2 separate regions of the Homo sapiens genome follow, and region 1 is linked to region 2. The links are chromatin loops, found by intact Hi-C in ENCODE. Cell type or tissue: heart right ventricle. All regions are shown on one strand. Links, peaks and the distances in the headings refer to the core of each region. The heading gives the core; the rest is flanking DNA. Region 1 overlaps LINC01033 (long intergenic non-protein coding RNA 1033). Region 2 overlaps LINC01033 (long intergenic non-protein coding RNA 1033).

Evidence for each region. Peaks named below come from ENCODE experiments on the same cell type or tissue, not always from the same donor. Only the 100,000 strongest peaks of a DNase experiment are listed, where the experiment ranks them.
Region 1: a loop joins it to region 2, with 1.8 times the contacts of the local background. A loop is called at or near these places in 3 of 110 quality-filtered maps.

The regions. Positions count from the first base shown.
Region 1 is chr5:54,354,538-54,365,995 of GRCh38, reverse strand. The region is part of intron 1 of LINC01033 (long intergenic non-protein coding RNA 1033); the gene reads right to left. Among named protein-coding and RNA genes, the nearest start is that of LINC01033, 39 kb to the right of the region's middle. In heart right ventricle, for the core only: no CTCF peak of the experiment used is centred there; a DNase peak (open chromatin) is centred at 4,103.
Region 2 is chr5:54,414,070-54,425,527 of GRCh38, reverse strand. LINC01033 (long intergenic non-protein coding RNA 1033) reads right to left here. Exons shown (of 5, transcript NR_126379.1): 5 at 10,403-10,506. Among named protein-coding and RNA genes, the nearest start is that of HSPB3, 36 kb to the left of the region's middle. In heart right ventricle, for the core only: a CTCF peak has its summit at 5,678 (motif pointing right); no DNase peak of the experiment used is centred there.

The DNA.
Region 1 (11,458 bases), core at 3,080-5,579, 58 kb after region 2:
CCATGACCCTGCAAAGGACATGAACTCATCCTTTTTTATGGCTGCACAGTATTCCACATTGTTTATGTGCCACATTTTCTTTATCCAGTCTATCATTGATGGGCATGTGGGTTAGTTCCAAGTCTTTGCTATTGTGAACATTGCTGCAATAAACATACGTGTGCATATGTCTTTATAGTAGAAAGATTTATAATCCTTTGGGTGTATACCCAGTAATGGGATTGCTGGGTCAAATGGTATTTCTGGTTCTAGATCCTTGAGGAATCACTGCACTGTCTTCCACAATGGTTGAACTAATTTACACTCTTGCCAACAGTGTAAAAGCATTCCTATTTCTCCAGATCCTTTCCAGCATCTGTTGTTTCCTGACTTTTTAATGATCACCATTCTAACTTGTGTGAGATGGTATCTCATTGTGGTGTTGATTTGCATTTCTCTAATGACCAGTGATGATGAACTTTTTTTCAAATGCTTTTTGGCTGCATAAATGTCTTCTTTTGAGAAGTATCTGTTCATATCCTTCACCCACTTTTTGGTAGGGTTGTTTGTTTTTTCTTATAATTTTGTTTAAGTTCTTTGTAGATTCTGGATATTAGCCCTTTGTTAGATGGATAGATTGCAAACATTTTCTCCCATTCTGTAGGTTGCCTATTCACTCTGATGATAGTTTCTTTTGCTGTGCAGAAGCTCTTTAGTTTAATTAGATCCCATTTGTCAATTTTGGCTTTTGTTGCCATTGCTCTTGGTGTTTTAGTCATGAAGTCTTTGCCCATGCCTATGTCCTGAATGGTATTGCCTAGGTTTTCTTCTAGGGTTTTTATGGTTTTAGATCTTACATTTAAGTCTTTAATCCATCTTGAGTTAATTTTTGTATAAGGTATAAGCAAGGGGTCCAGTTTCAGTTTTCTGCATATGGCTAGCCAATTTTCCCAACACCATTTATTAAATAGGGAATCCTTTCCCCATTGCTTGTTTTTGTCAGGTTTGTCAAAGATCAGATGGTTGTAGATGTGTGGCGTTATTTCTGAGGCCTCTGTTCTGTTCCATTGGTCTATATATCTGTTTTTGTACCAGTACTATGCTGTTTCGGTTACTGCAGCCTGGTAGTATAGTTTGAAGTCAGGTAGCACGATGCCTCCAGCTTTGGTCTTTTTGCTTAGGATTGTCTTGACTATATGGGCTCTTTTTTGGTTCCATATGAAATTTAAAGTAGTTTTTTCTAATTCTGTGAAGAAAGTCAATGGTATCTTGATGCGGATGGCATTGAATCTATAAATTACTTTGGGCAGTATGGCCATTTGTTACTGTGGATCAACCTACATGGGGAAGTGTTGGATAATCGCTATGCCATTTGTCAAGTGGACATATCCATTAAGTGTAAACCCAGAAGGTTATCATCATTCATTATGAAACATCCATATTTGCATTAATTCTTATTGTGGGTAAGAATTCCCTACTCTATCTAGACTTTTGTTCTCTGAAAACTAAATTTTGAGAACCTCTTCCTAAAAATTATTTATTAACATGGAGGGAAAGTGTTCATTTTTTAAAATCGGTGTCAGTAAAAAGTAGATATATTTGAGAAGGTTCTTAAAGATGCAATGTGTTAAATTAAAAATAATTGAAAAACTGATCTTCGAAGATGACACTAGTTGTGTAACTTTGGGAAAGTTATTTTACTTCTAAGTCTGTTTCCTCATCTATAAAACAGGAAAAAAATTGCATCTTTACCCTAGACCTATATGACAGCTATAAGAAATTGTAAGTCACCAAGCCCATTAAAAATACTCAGAGATTCCTTTATTCTTAGGACAAGGAAACTAAATGGTAGGTCAAGTGACTTAATTTTCTGTAGATTCTACTCAGGCAGGAAAATGTAAAAATAGTAAGTAATTATTAATAATATTTACTGTTTATTGCTCAAAAAAACTGTGCTAGGTCCTTTTATCATCTTATTAAACCTTCACAACACTGGTTGTTACTCCCATTTCAATGATGAGGAAATTGAGGTTTGAAGAAATTATCCTGCTTTTCACACAGAGAGTCAGATGCTTCCCTGTGACTCATTTCTGGTGTTTCTTCCATGCAATTAAATGCCCAATTTGTTAGACTTGTTATCCAATGGCCTGCTTGACATGTCCACTTAGATGACTAATAGGCATCTCAAACAAGATGAAAAGCAAGATTCTGGCCTTGCCTCCAAATCCTGATGTTCCTACAATCTTCCAGACTCCATCAATCTAGGTGCTCAAATCAAAAACCTTGGAGTCATCCTCAACTTCCTCAAACCCCACTCTTATATTTAATAGAACCTGCCAACTCTGTCTTCAATTATATCTAGATTCTGAACAACTTCTTACCTTTCCAAGCTACCACTCTGGCTGAAGCTGCCAATGACTCTCACCTATATTAAATATCCTACTATGTGGTTCATTTCTGTCCTTGTGCCTCTTCAGCCTACTTGTACAAAGCTGCTAGAATGATCCTGCTAAGATAAAGATTTGTCCACATCTCTCTGCTCAAAACCTTTCCCTGGATTCCTGTGTGACTCAGGGTAAGAACCACAGTGCTTTTGAGGGTTCACACAACTGATGTGGCTCTCAATACCACTGATCACAATTTCTACTCCTCCCCCATGGCTCACTCCATTCCAGCCACACCAGCCTCCTCACTGTCTCCTCTGAGAGGGCTGTTCTGACTCCAGATTCCACCATGGCTCACTTCCTCACTTCCTTCAGGCTTTATGCAAAAGCTGCCTTCTCCAGGAGGACATCCTTCATTACCCTACCTAAAATCTCAACACCCTAATTCATTCACTTCCCTATTTCTGCTTCATTGGTTTCTTTTGCACTTATTACCAATATGCTGCATGTTGTACTTACTTCTCTTGTTTGTTTCACCTTGCTAGAATGTAATTTCCATGGGGCCCAGGAATTTGGTCTGTTTTGTTCTCTGATGTGTTTCCAGTGCCTAACACATGGTGGGCACACCATAAATATTTGTTGAATCAGTGTGTGAGTTTGTAACTGACTTGTGCTTTGCTCCACCCCTGCTGTCTTCCATCTTACCTCATACCGCACATGAGAGTATCCTTTGCAGACACTTAAACTTTTCTGCACATTACCACCTGTGACTTTCAAGAGGTATAACAGGACTATCCTTAGAGTTTTCTAAAACCCATTTCAGGCTCTCCTCCAGATTTTATTGAGGAGTCTGGGTCACATGAAAATATCTAGTCCAACCTCTGGCAAAAGGGCATGGGACTACCATAACTGTAGTGGTTTAATCATGATTTATTCCCTGAAGCTGGGCAGATTGCTGCAAGCAATTAGAAAGAAGAGGATGAATTTTATGTAGGAAAATAAGCATCTGCCAAATCCACTGAATCACGATTTCCTGTCTGTGAACACATTTGAACTTCAATATATTTATGTGGAAAGATAGACAGGAATTCTGACCATTTTACAGAGAAGGGAACGAAAGTACAGAGATTCCCCAACATGCCAAGGTCATGTCATAAATCAGAGGAGGTCCAGTGTATTCTACACAAGTTCTGGGTTCTAGAGAAGAAGAGTAGAGCAGGAGTCAGAGACCCAGAGATTCTTTCTCAATCTGCACAAAAAAATTGTATGACCCCAAAGGGGTTCTGACCGCTCACAGCCTCAGTTTCCCCATCTATAAAATGAAAATAAAGTCTCTTTCTTTCTCCAGAACTGTGTTGGGGCTGATTAATCATTAAGAATCTTTTCTTATCTGTTGAATTTCAGCTCAAGCTGAAGTGTGTTGGTGGACTTCGAACTTTGCAGAGCCAGAAGAGAAGAATTAGATTTATTCCTCCTTTCGTTCTGAAAGTAAATACAAAAGGATGGTCTTTTTAAACCTTTGTATGTTCCCCAGGCTTTCCTCTGGGTTGTGTCTCTAAACCCTTCTAGATCTAGGTTTGACATTTGAGGAACACAGGTGTTCCTCGGCAGGTTGTCTGTTCCTCATTTAGAGATCAATCTCCTTGTGCCTCCACAGCTGGAAGCTTCCATTGCACAGTCCAGTTGCAGAGCCCACTGCAGTGTTCTTCATAGCTTGAGAGCTCTCCTATCCTAAGGCATTGCTGGCCAGGGTCCCGGTACACACAGTTGCCAGGCTACATTCATTCTAAATTCTGCTGTTGTGTTTCTCACTCCTATGCACAGTTTCCAATATGTTGCCTAAGAGAGTCAAGTTTTTCTGTTGAAGGAGTGGCTTTACGGGAGCAATGGGAAGAAAATGTTGTTTAATAATTTAGAGTACATTGCATTCTAAGTTCTATACCCATATGATGCATTTCCAACCTTCTAACCCCATAGATTCAGATCTTTCATCTTTCTTCAGTGTAAAAATTAATATTCAATAATCCTTCACTTTTGGATTATTTTGGATAGAAATTTAGGGTGCTTCACATACTCTTTCATGCGATTTTACAACTGAGAATAGATTAGGTAACTTGCACAAGGTCATTAAGCTGGTAAATAACAAAATTGAGATTAGATCCCAGGGCTATCAGGCTGCCTCTGACGTATTATATGAGGTACTATAATTTTCATGCATCCAAAATAGACATTTATTTGTACTCTAAGTTACCCATTGTTAGGATCTCAGGTTATATCTTTTCTGAAAAATCTAGAGAGGGAATTTTACTTGAAGAGAGCTGCTTACAAATTTTATTACTTAAACTAGGGGTTGGCAAACTTTTTCTGTTAAGGGCCAGGTAGTAAATATTTTAAGCTTTGTGGGCCAGATAAACTTTGTTGCAACTACTCAGCTCTGTAGTGGTAGTGAGAAAGCAGCCATAGACAATATGTAAACAGATAAGCATGGCTCTGTTTCAGTAAAAGTTAATTTACAAAAACAAGCAGCAGGCTGGATTTGACTCACAGGCCATTGTTTGCCAACTCCTGAACTAGGCTGGGGTTCTATTAGAACCATGCACTCTTTTGCATAATGCTTTCAAAGGTATTAGTGAAAATGTCTCTCATTCTCTTAGTGAAATGGGAAGGTAAATTTTGTTTCACAATATACTCACCTAGTGCTTCAAAAAGATCTCTAAACATTTTCCTCACCAATCAATATACGCCACAAACTTGACTGAAACAGGGAATGTTTCGTATCCCTTATGAGTATACAAGGGATACTTGAGATCATCTAGTCTAAGCCTCTCATTAGAGAAATAATTGGGGGTGAAGAAACAAAGGAAGTTTTTCAACCTCCCATCCAAAAGAAGTACAAGGTACACTTTGGAAGACCAAGAAGCTATGAGTGTTAAGCTTAATGTGTGGTTGGAATCTTGATATTTCTTTGCTAAAGAATAAACTATAACATATAAAATGCATCCTGATAACTTCCTTTTTTAACTTAGTATTATTATAATGAGTTTATTTTTCCTAAAAGGTATTGTAAAGCCTTTAAAAAACTCAGGCAGAAAGGCAGGAAAAACTGCCTTATTTTCCTAGACTTCAGCAAATCTCTTTTTAAAATGTTGCTCTCCTGTGTCCTTTAGTTATTGGCGGAGACACTAAGACCTCTTGTTTTAATACAGCCTCCCACAAGATGCCAGGGGACCTGTCAGTCTGAGTCACAGTGGAATGCAGACAGCACCCTCAGATCAAGATTATTCATGGGGGAGGGAGGGCAGAGTGTTCGGGAATCACAAGGGATAGGGCATTCACCCAAGGAAGCTGTTACCACTCCCAACATATGAAAAGGGATATCTCAGGCCTGAAAGCATGAGCCGAGGCAAACTCTGGAACTTGCAGTGGTGAAAAGAAGGCTTCCTTAAAGTAACACGGCCCTCAGTCACGAGACACAGCTGGCCTATGCCAGACTGTTGTCAGCTTGATACCTCTGCTCCTGTCTGAGGCTGGGAAGTCAGTTTCCTGAATGCCCTTCCCAGTATAGTTCCAAGTTAGGGTTTGCCAAGGAGAGGAATTCAAGTGAAATTTGGAAGGTGAACTTGAGGGAAAAACCATTACTTTTGGGAGGTCATCTTGGTCAGACAGTGACAGAGAGATGTGATGTTTCTGGCAGGCCTCCCCACACTGGCCCTCTCTCTTCCTGCTCTGAATATAGCATGTTTCTCTAAGGGCTGTCACTGCTCACCAAATCAGCCTCAAGCCCACCCTACTTAGCGGCAGCTTCCACAGACTCCTTGACAACCTCCCTTTTCTGGGTCCCACTCAATAACCAAACATGCATTGCTTCGTAGACTGTCTATGATCTCTATCATACTGGGAAGCCCTGATGCCAATGCACTGGCTAGAGTGACTATGATTATCTCTCTGACCCTCTGAATCTGTCATCCAGACTTTCTCATCCCAGTGCCCTCCACCTTTTGCCTAAGCTCTTCTTTCTATATTAAATCCTTTCTTCCTGGGTTATTTGCAGTGATGCTCTTTTCCTGACACCTCTGGATGTTCAGCACCAGGCGACCTTGCAGGAGGGAACCAGGTGAGTAGACACTCTGACCCTGCTCCCCTCCCTCCTTGATTGTCTGGCCAGAACTCTCCATTAGCTGAACAGAACCAAAAGTCAAAGATGAGAGACTTCTGGTGCAGACCACCCAAGTCAGCATCCAGGGCAGACAGATGGGTACAGGGGAAGAAGAGGGGTCTAGGGTGGGTGGAGAGGAGGAAGGACATCTGTGGCACAGACCACTCAATAGTTTTTGCTAGACCAAAATTCCAAGAAAACTTCAGAACATCTTACAATTTCAGCTCTACATATATATGAAAAGGCAAGGTGAGTGGCCTTCTCTGTACTCTCCCTCCCAGTTAAAAAAAAAAAAAAAAGTTGAAGACTTCAAGTTGAATATCTGTGAAAAACTAAGAAACTGAAAAACAACGTGTTTGAGGAATGGCTCCCTTTGTTTTAATCAAACTGAATTTCATGTAACCACATTTTATAAAAAAGACTTTATGTAGAATAATGGTTTCTCTGAACCATCTGTGCTGCGCCTTTATGGAAGAGAGAAAAAAATGATACTGAATTTGTATAAAGAAATTTAAATCAGACACTAAAATAAAAGAAAAAAAATCCATTTTTTCCAAGATCAATTAAAGTAAAAATTTATTCTAGAGAATTCCAGCAGAGTTTGGTAATTCTTCACCTCTTTCTAGTAAGAACCCTGTTAGAAACCATAGGACTCTTTAGAGCAGGGCTGTTCAACAGCAATGCAATGCAAACTACAAATGCAAGCCACATGTGTAATTAAAAATGTTCTAGAAACAACATTTTAAAAAGCAAAACTGGGTAAAATTACTTTTAATAATAGATTTGTGCTTAACCCAAGATATCAAACATTATCATTTTAACATGTACTCAATATTTTAAAATCAGTAATGAACTATTTTATGTTCTTTTTCATGCTAAGTCTTTGAAATCTGAGGTTTGTTTTACACTTACCACACATCTCGATTGAGACTTGACACATTTCTAGTGCTCAGTAGCCACATGTGGCTGATGGCTAGTGTATTGGACAGCATAGCTGTAGAGCATGTATTATTGTCCAATGAAAGTTTCTTTCTCATACAAAAGAATGCAGCATAATGTAAAAGAACACGGGTTACTCTCTGTCTGTGTTTTTCAGGTTTTCACCAGTGTTTCCAGTTCTCCTTTGCTTTTTTTTTGAGACTGAGTCTTGCTCTGTCACCCAGGCTGGAGTGCAATGGTGCAATCTCAGCTCATTGCAACTTCCACCTCCCAGGTTCAAGCAATTCTGCTGCCTCAGCCTGAGTAGCTGGGATTACAGGCACTCATGCCCAGCTAATTTTTGTATTTGTAGTAGAGACGGGGTTTCACCATGTTGACCAGCCTGGTCTCGAACTCCTGACCTCAGGTGATCTGTCCAACTCGGCCTCCCAAAGTGCTGGGATTACAGGCATGAGCCACAGTGCTCGGCCCTCTCCTTTGTTTTTGAGTAGATAGGAAGACTGTCTTCCCTACTCCCTTGAAGTTGGGTGGGCAAAGCCAAATAATTTGCTTTGGCCAATGGAATGTGAGCAGAAGTGATGCACCACTTCTAATTAGCAGCATTTAAGAGCTGGCATGTGCTTATCCAGGCTCTTCTCCTGCCATGATGATTGTGAAAGCTTGTGTTGATATGGAGCTGTCCTGAGATTGAAGCTGCCTGAAAGGCTGAGCCAAAACATGTAGTACAGCTGCCCTACGTGACCAGGATAATAACTTTTGTTCTATGAAATCCCTGCTTCTCTCAGGTGGCCCTTTCAGAGTTCTGATAATAGGTCTTCCCTCTTGCTCTTTCAACCCAGGCAGGGTGGTCACTCTCTGATGTTGCCAGCCAAGGCATTTGGCTTTTCCGGAGCTCTGCCCTCATCTTTGTAAACGGTCCCTTTATCAAACGCTCTTCAATTATACTGTTGACTGTGCCATCTGTTTCCTGTTAGGATTCTGACTGATACAGTATGTTTGCCAAATATAAAATGAGCCTAAAGACAGAATAAGATGAGTACATTCAAGAAATAATTCCTTGAATGACTATAAATCAATTTTCAAAGCAATTTCTAAGATAGTTCCCTCACCAACCACTCTTATCATACAAAATATCCTCTTTATCTTACTTCTGTAAAAATGTGCAGTTATTGCTCACAGTGATTTGTGTTTATGTGTTTAAGGAAATCTGTTTCTTTTTTTCTTTTTTTTTTGAGATGGAGTCTCACTCTGTCACCCACGCTGGAGTGCAGTGGCACGATCTTGGCTCACTGCAACCTCCGCCTCCTGGGTTCAAGAGATTCTCCCACCTCAGTCTCCCAAGTAGCTGGGATTACAGGCACCTGCCACCATGCCTGGCTAATTTTTGTATTTTTAGTAGCGAAGGGGGTTTCACCATGTTGGTCAGACTGGTCTCAAACTCCTGACCTCAAGTGATCCACCTGCTTTGGTCTCCCAGATTGCTGGGATTACCAGCACAAACCACCATGCCCAGCTGGAAATCTGCTTCTTGAACCTGATTGGTCTTCATTTTTACTTTAAATACATGTTAAACATTTACTTACAAATTTGTGTTTGGCAAAATTAGCAACAAATAAAATAACTAGGAATTATAGTTAAAGATCAGCTTCAAAGAGGATTGTATATACAGGCTTGAGCTCCTACCAAGAAGCCTGAGACTTGAAAGAGTTATTGCTGTATTATTTGTTTCTTGTAAAAAGATCAGAAAGTTACAAATAAGCACAAAGAAAGTACAAATAACTCGTCACACAAAGATAATCACTGCTAGTGCATCCAATTCTAAATTTTTAGAAATCAAATATTATTGTTTGAATACAATCTTAATTTGTTAATGTTTGACTAAAGTTTGAACTTATTTCCATATAAATAAATACATTTTTATGCAATTTTTTTAACTTAAGTTCAGGGGTACATGTGCAGGTTTGTTACATAGGTAAACGTGTGTCAGAGGGGTTCATTGTACAGATTATTTCATCACCCAGGTATTAAGCCTAGCACCCATTAGTTGGTTTTCCTGACCTCTCCATCCTCCCACCCTCCACCCTCCAGTAGGCCCCAGTGTGTGTTGTTCCCCTCTATGTGTCCATGTGTTCTCATCATTTAGCTCCAACTTATAAGTGAGACTTGAGGTATTTGGTTTTCTGTGCCTGTGTTAGTTTGCTAAGGGTAATGGCCTCCAGCTCCACCCATGTTCCTGCAAAGGACATGATCTCATTCTCTTTTATGGCTGAATAGTATTCCATGGTGTATATGTAACACATTTTCTTTATCCAGTCTATAATTGGTGAGCATTTGAGTTGATTCCATGTCTCAGCTATTGTGAATAGTGCTGCAATAAACATATGTGTGCATGTGTCTTTATAATAGAAAGTCTCAGAATACAAAATCAATATGTAAAAATCACTAGCATTCCTATACACCAACAACAATCAAGCTGAGAGCCAAATAATGAATGAACTTTTGCTACATTCACAATTGCCACAAAAGAATAAAATACCTGGGGATACAGTTAGCAAGGGAGGGGAAAGATCTCTAAAAAGAGAACAACAAACCACTGTTCAAAGGAATCAGAGATGACACAAACAAATGGAAAAACATTCCATGCTCATGAATAGGGAGAATTGATATCATTAAAATGGCCATACTTCCCAAAGCAATTTATAGATCAATGCTACTCCCTTTAAACTACCATTGACATTCTTCACAGAACTAGAGAAAACTATTTTAAAATTCATACAAAACCAAAAAAGAGACCAAAAGCCAAGGCAACACTAAGCAAAAAGAACAAAGCTGGAGGCATCACACTACTTGACTTCAAACTACACTACAGGGGTACAGTAACCAAAACAGCATGGTACTTGTACAAGAACAGACACATAGACCAATGGAACAGAATATAGAGAACCTGGAAATAAGACTACACACCCACAACTATCTGATCTTTGACCAACCTGACAAAAACAAGCAATACGGAAAGGATTTTCTATTCAATAAATGGTGCTGGGATAACTGGCTAGCCAATATGCAGAAAGCTGAAACTGAACCCTTGGCTTACACCATATACCAAATCAACTCAAGATGGATTAAAGACTTATATTAGTCTGTTCTCACACTGCTAATAAAGACATACCTGACACTGGGTAATTTAAAAAGAAATAGAAGTTTAATGGACTCACAGTTCCACATGGCTGGAGAGGCCTCACAATCATGGCAGAAGGAGAAGGAGAAGCAAAGTCATGACTTACATGGTGGCAGGCAAAGGGAATTTGTAGGGGAACTCCCCTTTATAAAAACCATCAGATCTTGTGAGACTTATTCACTATCATGAGAATGGCATGGGAAAGACCCCCTCCATGATTCAGTTACCTCCCACTGAGTACCTCCCAGACATGTGGGAATTATGGGAGCTACAATTCAAGATAAGATTCGAGTGGGGACACAGGCAAACCATATCATACCACCCCTGACCCCTCCCAAATCTCATGTCTTCACATTTCAAAACCAATTATGCCTTTCCAACAGTCTTCCAAAGTCTTAACTCATTTCAGCATTAACTCAAAAGTCCACAGTCCAAAGTTTCATCTGAGATAAGGCAAGTCCCTTCTGTCTAGGAGCCTATAAAATCAAAAGCAAGTTAGTTACTTCCCAGATACAATGGGGATACAGGAATTGGGTAAATATGCCTGTGCCAAATGGGAGAAATTGGCCAAAACAAAGGGGGCTACAGGTCCCATGCAACTCTGAAATCGAATAGAGCAGTTATTAAACTGTAAAGTTCCAAAATGGTTTCCTTTGACTCTACGCCTCACATCCAGGCCACACTGATGTGTGAGAGCAAGAGGTAGGCTCCCACAGCCTTAAGCAACTCCACCCCTGTGGCTTTGCAAGGGTATAGCCTACCTCCTGGCTGCTTTCATGGGCTGGCATTGAGTGTCTGCAGCTATTCCAGAAGCATGGTGCA
Region 2 (11,458 bases), core at 4,603-7,102:
GTGCCCAGCCTAGAAGTCAGCTGCAGGCAATTCTCTCAAACGCTGACTGGTTTTTGCTTCTCTCTGGGCAAGGGAGCACCAGAGGCTGGCGATACATAGCAGCTTATAAGAAAGGGGAGGCTTTGTGTTAGCCCATCCAATACATGGGCATGGATAGAAAATACCTGGGAAGAAAAGCATGGTGGAAAAGAAATAGATACTAATAGCCCATTAAATCCTTTCTAGTGGTATCTGAAGTGAGTGGAGGCCAAAAAGAGAAACATGACATAAGGGGAAGCCCCTTTGCTGGGGCTCTCAGAAGGCACCAGGCTTCCTAGGATTCTCAGGAAGAGAAGCTCATTAACAGTGTCAGATATCCCAGCTGTAACTTCTAGACATGAGCATCCTCCAACACTGAAGGGTTAAAGGTAAGCAGCCCAATCACTTGTTATCCTGCAATTTCTGTAAACAAAAGCTGATTTTTCTAAAACTTAATGCTAATTTCTACCAAGAAGACAGGAAATATAGCTGACCTCCAAATCTGAAGCTTACCACCTTGCCGTTTCTTATTATGTCTTGTATTATGGCTTCCTATTTCTTTTACACTTCAGTTGGAACTCTGTAAGAGAATGATGTCTTCCGAGTGGCTAAAAATAATTTTGTAGTAATAATAACAGTAGCTAGCTTCTAAGTGCTTAATGTGTTGCTGGCCATATATGAAACTCTTCATTTGCTGCTCTTAGGCTTTACGACGACCTTTTCCAGAATAGAAAATGGAGGCACAGAAAGTTTAAATAGCTTGCTTGCAGGGAGGAAACGTGCAGGGATGGGAACAGTGAAGCCCTACAGTCCATGCTCCTAACCACTGGGCTACACTGTGAAGTGGCTATTTACCCCCAATCTCCAACTACTCCATATAAGATTAGAGAACTCAGCCAGGTGCACTGGCTCATACCTGTAATCCCAGCATTTTGGGAGGCCAAGGCGGGTGGGTCACTTGAGGTCAGGAGTTTGAGACCAGTCTGGCTAACATGGCAAAATCTCGTCTCTACTTAAAATACAAAAATTAGCGGGGTGTGGTGGTGGGCACCTGTAATCCCAGCTACTCAGGAGGCTGAGGTTGGAGAATGGCTTGAACCCGGGAGGTGAAGGTTGCAGTGAGCCAAGGTCATGCCACTGCACTCCAGCCTGGGTGACAGAGCAAGACTCCATCTAAAAAAAAAAAAAAAAAAAAAGATTAAAGGACTATGCCTGGAAGTGCCATGAAAATGGAGGAAAATGCCAGGCGGTTGGCACAGGCATTTCGTGAAAACTTCTAGAAATAAAATAAGGGGGAATGTATGTTTAAAATACACACACAAAACCAATTTTCAGATGGTAAGAGGTGGTTTGAAATAATCAGTTCTGAGTGTGTATTTTAAACTCATATTCCACCCCTGCCACCCATTTTATTTCCAGAAGTTCCCATGAAACGTGTGTGCCAACTGCACTATCACGGTACTTCTAGGCATAGTCCCCTACTCTTACATGGGGTGGGTGGGGACGTGGAGGTGCAAACAGTGAATCAGGAAAAGCAAAACCTACTGGAGCAAATGCCATCTAGAACTAGTTACTTCCATTTTAGATACATTTGAATGTCATTTCATTTTTTTGTCTTGAACAAAATATATTTATTACCTTATAGTCTAGGATGCAATATGGTCCATTAACCAAGTAATTAAAACCAGTTGTGATGAGTTAAGTAAAGGGGACTCACAAAAAAGCAGATGAAAATGCTTAAGACTGTGATATGGCCAGAAGTGAGCTGTGAGGTACAGTGAACAAATTCAAAACTTATTTTTTTTCTCCAATCCTCCTTTTTTGAATTTGAGAAAAAAATGCTAGAAGGAATAAGAAATGGATCATAGATAATTTGTGTAGGTGAAAATGTAATTTACCTCAAATCATTATTATGAGTAAACACTTCTTTGGGGCAACAATATTGTTTTCTCAGAATGTCTGCCAAGTGTGTTGATATTTCTGAAATCCAACCTTAACCTGTCATTTTCTTTCTTTAATTTCCTAGACTCAATATTCCCCTCCACCATCTCTAATTCCCTTCCACCTTATATACGCTGTCTCTCCCTAAAGGGTGTGAAAATGGAATGAGTGCATTCTTCTTTCCTTCTCATTCATATTAAATAATGAACTAAGGAATTTTACGATAAATCATTTATAAAGAAGAAATAGAAACCATATTAATAGCATTTTTTTACCATAAATCTTAATCAGAATGTTAACGCCCGGCAAACATAGATGACATCTAAACTATAAGAAAAACCATGTAAGTTTGCCTGATTTTTTACATAGAAGCAACAAGAATATTACTTTATGATATGGGTCTTCTTAAGTTTACTTTTCTGGAAGTTACCATAGGGATCTCAGATGGACTTTTAAAAGCCTTTATTATTTGCTATTTCAAGGCTTTGGTTCTTAGCCAAGCTGAAGAATTTCTCTCTACCTGATTTTACCAGTAGCATCTATAATCAGCAAATTCCTCTGTCCTTGAGTTCCCTAAAATACCCTACCCTTCCTGTCCTTCCCAGCGTTGATCTTCCTTACTTACCTGTAGACAGCCTACAAGCCAGGTACCACATCAGCTTCCCTGGGAGAATTTTCCTAGTGTTGGTTCTTTAGTTCCTCAAAATTGTCTGATCGTACCTGATTAAATGAACATCTTTCCCAAATATGACATTCCAGGCAAGGCCTTAATTACATAACCAATTTTTCCAATTATGGTCTGGTAAACAAAGAACAGTTTCTTATTGAATATTTGCTAATAAGTATATTGCCATGAAAAGTAAGAATACTTGATAATAGTTTGTGAATTCAAGCGGTAGGTGGAAAGGGTCAGTGAGAAAAATATATTATTTAAAAATATTTTATTACTGTTTACAAAAGCAAATGGATAAGGAGTTATGGGGTTACAGATAGCTTAAGAAAGAATTTCCTTATATATCCAGAAAATACAGCATTAAAACAATATCAACAATATTCCAAACACATAACTTCAATCATCCCTCTATTCATTCATTCATTCCTATGTAATTAATTCTTGTTCTGCGGTAGCTTGGGTTAGCAGTTTTATGAAGCCTTCTGCTTCTCCATTAGAGTTCTGAAAATCCTGACTCAATCCTCAGGGACAGACTAAAAGTTGCTAAGCACAGAAGCCTATATGAAAGAGTCTATTTTTAGAAGTGTCAATAGTTTAAAAGTACATGGTACAGTTCTTTTCCATCAGTTTCTGAGGTAGTCATTATTTGAAGGCAGCAACTCTGGAGGGTAGCTGATTGCCGAGTCTTCAGGAAAGCATTAGAGGAAAACACACCCCATCTGTAGATGATAAAGTCTTAAAACAACGTGGTAAGTTGATTACTGATTATTTTCAAAGTGAAAGGCCTGATGAGCGTTCATAGCAAGAATAATGCAACTGACAAGAAAGTTTGGTTATTTCTGTGGCATGCAAAATAAAAGTTTTAGACAAAATGTCTATAGGGACAACTAGCCAATTTTCAATGTCTACAAGGACTATGATTAGCCAGTTTTCCATGTCAGTATGTGTTACAATTGATTAAAAAGAATGAAAATAATTTTTACATGTAATAATCTTGAGACAAAATATACCAAGAGTATGTTAAGACTATACCAATATGAATATTTCAAGAATATCAATTAGAGATTCAGCAAGTCTAGAGTGAGTCCTAAATATCTACATTTTAGTAAAACTTCACAGCTAAGTCTAACATGCATCCCCAGTTAAAAACCACTGGCCAAGAAGCTGCTAGTTTCAAATTAAATAAGTAATTTTGTGGCCAAGTTTCATATAATAAAATGATGACTGATTACCCTATAGGGTTTTTGACTGACATCATCAGACAACTACAACTGATAAGTATAGGAAACCTCATCAGAATTATTTCATATTATTTCAGTGTTTTCCTTGAGGTTCAAATATATTAAAAATAAAGGCATCGGCAAATCTCCGGGGACTTTTCATGAAGCACAGAATTTCTAAAGTGTTACATTGGTAACATTTTACCTATGCAAATGTGCAAGATTTAACCCACCTAAAGAAAACAGCATGATCGGTTCTTGCTCTCCCCCTCCCCCTCCCCCTCTCCCTCCCCCTCCCTCCCTCCCTCTCCCTCTCCCTCTCCACGGTCTCCCTCTGATGCCCAGCGGAAGCTGGACTGTACTGCTGCCATCTCTGCTCACTGCAGCCTCCCTGCCTGATTCTCCTGCCTCAGCCTGCTGAGTGCCTCCGATTGCAGGCGCGCGCCGCCACGCCTGACTGGTTTTCGTATTTTTTTGGTGGAGACGGGGTTTCGCTGTGTTGGCCGGGCTGGTCTCCAGCTCCTAACCAAGAGTGATCTGCCAGCCTCGGCCTCCCAAGGTGCCGGGATTGCAGACGGAGTCTCGTTCACTCAGTGCTCAATGTTGCCCAGGCTGGAGTGCAGTGGCGTGATCTCGGCTCGCTACAACCTCCACCTCCCAGCCGCCTGCCTTGGCCTCCCAAAGTGCCGAGATTGCAGCCTCTGCCTGGCCGCCACCCCGTCTGGGAAGTGAGGAGCGTCTCTGCCTGGCCGCCCATCGTCTGGGATGTGAGGAGCCCCTCTGCCCGGCTGCCCAGTCTGGGAAGTGAGGAGCGCCTCTTCCCGGCCGCCATCCCGTCTAGGAAGTGAGGAGCGTCTCTGCCCGGCCGCCCATCGTCTGAGATGTGGGGAGCGCCTCTGCCCCACCACCCCGTCTGGGATGTGAGGAGCGCCTCTGCCCGGCCGCGACCCCGTCTGGGAGGTGAGGAGCGTCTGTGCCCGGCCGCCCCGTCTGAGAAGTGAGGAGCCCCTCCGCCCGGCAGCCGCCCCGTCTGAGAAGTGAGGAGCCCCTCTGCCCGGCGGCCGCCCCTTCTGGGAAGTGAGGAGCCCCTCTGCCAGGCCACCACCCCGTCTGGGAGGTGTACCCAACAGCTCATTGAGAACGGGCCATGATGACAATGGCGGTTTTGTCGAATAGAAAAGGGGGAAATGTGGGGAAAAGATAGAGAAATCAGACTGTTGCTGTGTCTGTGTAGAAAGAAGTAGACATAGGAGACTCCATTTCGTTCTATACTAAGAAAACTTCTACTGCCTTAGGATGCTGTTGATCTATGACCTTACCCCCAACCCGGTGCTCTCTGAAACACGTGCCATGTCCACTCAGGGTTAAATGGATTAAGGGCGGTGCAAGATGTGCTTTGTTAAACAGATGCTTGAAGGCAGCATGCTCGTTAAGAGTCATCACCACTCCCTAATCTCAAGTACCCAGGGACACAAACACTGCGGAAGGCCGCAGGGACCTCGGCCTAGGAAAACCAGAGACCTTTGTTCACTTGTTTATCTGCTGACCTTCCCTCCACTATTGTCCTATGACCCTGCCAAATCCCCCTCTGCGAGAAACACCCAAGAATGATCAATTAAAAAAACAAAACAAACAAACAAAAAAAAACAGCATGATCTTCTCTCTGTAGGTAATGAATGAATAATACAATTTTAAAGTTAAGAATTACTCATATTGCTTAGTAACAAAAACAAAATCCAATTTATGTTAATACATTGAAAAATAGATACAAAGTTAATATTCAACACAAAAAAAGTGAGTTCTGCGTTAGATCTCTGCAGAGCTGCCACTAGAGGGCACTATAAACAGATTACAGAATAAATCCCCTGGACCTTGTCTTTTTTGGTACAGAGCTTGACTGTTGAATCTTAAACTGTTAGTAACAGTAAGAAGGTACACATCTTTGAGACTTGGTGAATGTGTAACCTCATATCTAGTTGCCACACCAGCTCCATGGATATTATTTAGGGGATTTCTGCCAGGGATGGAGGTGCAGAAAGTCATGTTGGAGGACTCCCTCTTGTGCAACATTAAACTAGAGCCTTCACCTCAGGCTTCAATTACTTTAATAGCTTTTCAAATATTATACTACATATATAATATAGTATAATATATCTATATTTCCTTATTAAACCTTAGGCTAAGTACACAAATGTATATTATTCTCTAATTTTCTATTGCATTATATATGTATATAACATATGTATACATTATATATATATAATTATATATATTATATATTAACATTATATATATAATATATATTATATATTATATATATTGTATATTATATATATTATATATATTGTATATTATATATATTATATATATTGTATATTATATATATTATATATATTATATATTTTTATATATTATATATATTATATATATTATATATTTTTATATATTATATATATTATATGTATATTATATAATATACATATACTATATATGTATATTATACATGTATACTATGTATAATATATACATAGTATACATATACATATATTATATATAATACAATAGCAAATTAGAGAATAATATACTTATTCTCTAATTTATGTACTTACCCTAAGGTTTAATAAGGAGATATAGATATTTGCTTCAGATACAATCATGGGTTGCTTAACAACAGAAACTTATTCTGAGAAATGCATCGTTAGGTGATTTCATCATTGTGTGAACATCATAGAGTGTACTTATACAAACCAAAATAGTAGAGCCTACGACACACCTAGGCCACATGGTGTAGCCCATTGCTCCTAGGCTACAATCCTGCACAGCATGTTACTGTGCTGAATACTGTAGGCAATTTAACAGTGGTATTTGTATATGTAAATATATCTAAACATAGAAAAGGTACAGTAAAAAGACAGTACTATAATCTTATGGGACCATGTCATATGTGTAGTCCATTGGCCAAAATGTTATCATGTGGTATACGATTGTATTTTTAAGAAATAAAAGACTCTACAGATACAACAAAAGGCTTTTGAACGCTCTCTCAGTTCTATTGCTTCCCTCCCTCTCTGTTTAACAATTTCAGATTAAACCACTATTTTGAAATTGATATGTGTACTTCCCACCCTATGTTTAATATCTACACTACATAGAAGGAGGTACTGTTCATATTATGTTCTATTGTTATGTTCCAAGGGACATTGTTCTTTCCTTCCATTTGGATTGTTTTCTTGATCCTTGCTACTGATTTGGAAATTTTTTGTTTTCTTTCTACTCTTTTAGTATATATTTTTGGGCTAGTAAACATGTTACATCATTTAATGACCTCAGAGTCTTAAATATGGTCTTCCCTACTCCCATTCTTCATGTCATCTATCATTTGTTCTTTTGTTTTTTCATCATTACTCATCACCTATAAATATTTTTGCCTTATGTTTGAGTGTTGGTAGTGGGAGGAGCATCTCTCTCCATCAGCTCAATTCACTGGGTTGTTGTAATTCCACAGATAACCTTCTAATTGGTCTTCTCTCCAACCCACTGAACACCACTAATTTTTGTGAAGTATAGTTTTTTCATTATACCTCTTTACCACCTGTGAACATTATACTACTTTCTAGCTCAAGTGCTCATTTATTATGTTTGGAACCATATAATATGTCCCATCCTATCCTTTCTAACTTGTCTCACTGTTTCCAACATGAATCCCCTAGTCTAGATCATGATCCTTCCTCACTGGTCCACAATACCCTGTGTTGATTGATACACTTGTGCTTTTTATTATGCCTATAGGCAATTCTTTCTCTTCTTTTTCTCTATCCTAATCCTATATTTCTTCCTAAATCTGTTTAAGGTCCAGTTTGTGAGAGAGTCTTATCCTAGTTACTCCATATCTATTCATCTTTATCTCTTTTCTCATCTTTTAAGACTCTAAAAGTCTATAATCCAATTTTACATTGATCATATCATCTTTTTTAAACCCTATTTTTTTTAAAGGATCAGTCCCTCTTGATTAGAAAACAGAGTTGGTTGTTTATTGGTTGTTTCGTTTAACTGACAGATACAATAAGTATTTATTAATTTGAGTTCAATTTTAAAACACTTTAGCAATTAAATACAAAACATTTGTATTCTGTTTGTAGAGAGTTTACTGGGCGAGCTCTGTCAGTGATTTCCAATTAAATCAGGGCTATCTCCCTTCCTTGTTAATTTACATCACTGTTACAGTCATTCAGATATCAAGTGAGAATGTATGCACAAGTTTCTGTGCTGTGAATCATGGAGAAAGGCAGAGACACTGGTTACAAAAGCCCACCTATCCATTAAATGTCACACACAAGAGGTGGTAGAATTTGGACTCAGACTGTCTCAGTTTGAATCTCAGTTCAACCACCTCCTGGCTATATGACCTTACCAAGCTCTTATTCTCCATGCCTTAGTTTGATGTATAAATAAAGACAAATGGCCAACCTCCTGGTGCAGTGTTCACTGGGAAACACTAATGGATACAGGAAAATAAATACAGTATGCCACCCTCCCCCATCTGAGTTTTCACTTGCTATGAACAACCACAGTCCAAAAATATTACATACAATAAGATATTTTGAGACAAACAATGTTCACGTTAACTTTTATTATAGTATGTTGTTATAATTCTTCTATTTTATTATTAGTTATTGTTATTAGTCTCTGCCTAATCTATTATATAAATTAAATTTTATCATAGGTATATATATGAAAAAACATAGTATATGTAGGGTTTGGTATTATTTATGGTTTCAAGCATCCACTGGGGGTCTTGGAATGCATCCCCCTCAGATAAGGGGGCACTAGTGTAGGTGTGTGAGTCTCCAAGTAAGTCAAAGACAGCACATAGCAATCTGGTCTTCCTGGATGTCAGACTTCAGGAGAGCGGACTCCCCGCCTTGCCTTGTGTTGCTTTTAAGCTGCATGATTAGGAAAGTCCAGGCCCTTCCTTGGTGTGACCAATACCAGGATGGAATACACCAGCAACATGATGGGGTAGGAGTTTGCCTCCAGCCCTATCCTTCCAGCTCAGCACTGGCAGTTGAGGTTAGCACCAGGGAGCTGGTGTGCAAAGCAGTGGCAGGATCTACCACCTGAACTTTCATGGTTGGGGAAGCCCCAGCCCCTGCCTGGCAAGAAAAGGACTCAGGCTGTCTGGATTCTAATTTCTGTTCAACCACATACTGGCAAGACTTGTGGGCAAGCCTTGCTTTGGGCTACAAGCCAGAGTTTAAGGCAATTCATTCTGATTGGTTTCCAGGGTATCCTGGGGCAAGTTACCTCCTTTTTCTGGAAGGCCAGCCTGTAGGGGATCATGAGACCAATTAACTCCTACTTCTCACTTTCCTTATCTGTAACAGGGATAATAATACTACCTACCCCCAGGGGGTTGGTGTGAGTTTAAATGGTTTAAACATATAGTATGCATAAGAGTGGGTGGTACATGCTAAGGGCTCAATAAGCATTATGTCTTATGTGTGCATTTAATTACAACACAAGTGCCTTTGAAGAGATACTATCCTATGTGAGTTCAGAGTGAATCACTAACTGGAATTACCAGAAATATTTATCTACATCAGTCCATAGTTGGTGTCCCCTCAAATCTGCTTATGCAGAATTGCATACCTTGTTGTGAGCCTCACTGTCTGGATTCTACACTCTGCCTTTTCTATCTGTTTGTTTTGATGTCTAGAGCCTGAGGCCCATCCACATTCTCTAAACTTCACTTCTGCTGGCTTGTCTGAATGACTAAGCCTCACTGTTCCTCACAGACATCCCAGATCTCCTGGGGACCTTAGCTTCACCCAAGGCTCTGCTACTGCGACTACTCTTTGTCTTAGTGAACCCTAGAATCTTTTATTAACCCTAGACTGAACTTTACTGTGGATAAACCTCATATATATATATATATGTTTTTTGTTGTTGTTGTTTGTTTTTGTTTTGAGACAGGATCTCTCTGTGTCACCAAGGCTAGAGTGCAGTGGAGCAATCATAGGTCACTGCAGCCTCAACTTCCTAGACCTAACCAATCCTCCCACCTCTGCCTCCCAAGCAGCTGGGACTACAGGTGTATATAACCACACCTGGCTAATTTTTGTTTTTGTATTTGTATTTTGGTAGAGATAGGATTTCTCCATGTTGCCCAGGCTGGTCTTGAACTCCTAGGCTCAAGCAATCCTCCTGCCTCAGCCTTTCAAAGTGTTGGGATTATACGCATGAGCCGCCACACCCGGCTGAATCAGCCATTTAATCAAACTGTGTTTATCCTCTCTCCCTCTAAAGCCCTGCCCTTAACCTTCCCTTCTTTTATCTTTGACCCTTAAACCAGGCTCTACCACCTGATGTAACTTGTTTTTATGCTTTCTAGCCTCTCCATTTTTCACCTCTTATAGCATTCTTTTGTGAATAATAAAACCAAATCATAATATTTTATGAAACATTATAAGGTACACAGTAGTTGTTAAAGGATGAGTAAGACAGAATTCTTGCTATGTAGGAATTTACAGCTTATAGGAGACATAAAATATAACAATGCTCATAATACTCCTTTATTATCCTTTCAATATCCATGGGATCTCTAGTGATGTCTCTCCTCTTCCATTTCTGATATTAGTACAGCCAGCCTTCCATCTTCATGGGTTCCCCATTCATAAAATCAACCAGCCATGGATCAAAAGTATTTTTTGAAAAGCAAAAATAAAAATAGAATAAAATAATACAGATTTTAAAACAGTACATTGTAACAATTATTTACATAGCATTTACATTGTGTGAGGTATTAAAAGTAATCTAGAGATGATTTAAAGCATGAGAGAAGATGTGTGTAGGCTATATGTAAATACTGTGCCATTTTATGTAAGAGATTTGAGCATCCATAAATTTTGGTATCCATGTTGGGTCCTGGAACAATTCCCCAGGGATATCATGGGACAACTCTAATTTGTGTCTTCTCTTTTTTTCTTGGCCTAGAGAGTAACCAATTTTAATATTCTTTTTAAAGAACTAACTTTTGATTTTGTCTATTAATTTCCTATTTTCCATTTCACTGATTTCTGCTCTAATTCTTCATTGTCTTTTCTTCTCCTTATTTGGCATTTGGTTTGCTCTTATTTTTAAGTTTTCTAAAATAGAAGTTTAGATTATTGTAGATCTTTCTTCCTTTCTAGTTTATGTATTCAATGCTATAGATTTCCTTCCAAGTACTGTTTTTGCTGCATTATGCAAATTTTAATGAGTTGTATTATCATTTTCATTTAGTTTGAAACATTTTTTAAGTTCTCTTGAGATTTTTTTCTTATCCATATATTATTTAGAAGAGTGTTTCTTAATCTCCAAGTATTTGGGATTTTCTAGCTATCCTTCAGTTATTATTTTTTCATCAGCAGGAGCTGAGGCCTCTATCTTTCTGTTATTGATTTCTAGTTTAATTACAATGTGGTCTGAAAGCAGATGTGTGATTTCTAGTCTTTTAAACTGTTAAGGTGCATTTTATGGCCTAGAATGTGGTGTATTATGGTGAATGTTCCATGTGAGCTTGAGAAGAATGTGTAAGGTGAAACAGTCTACCGATATCAATCATATC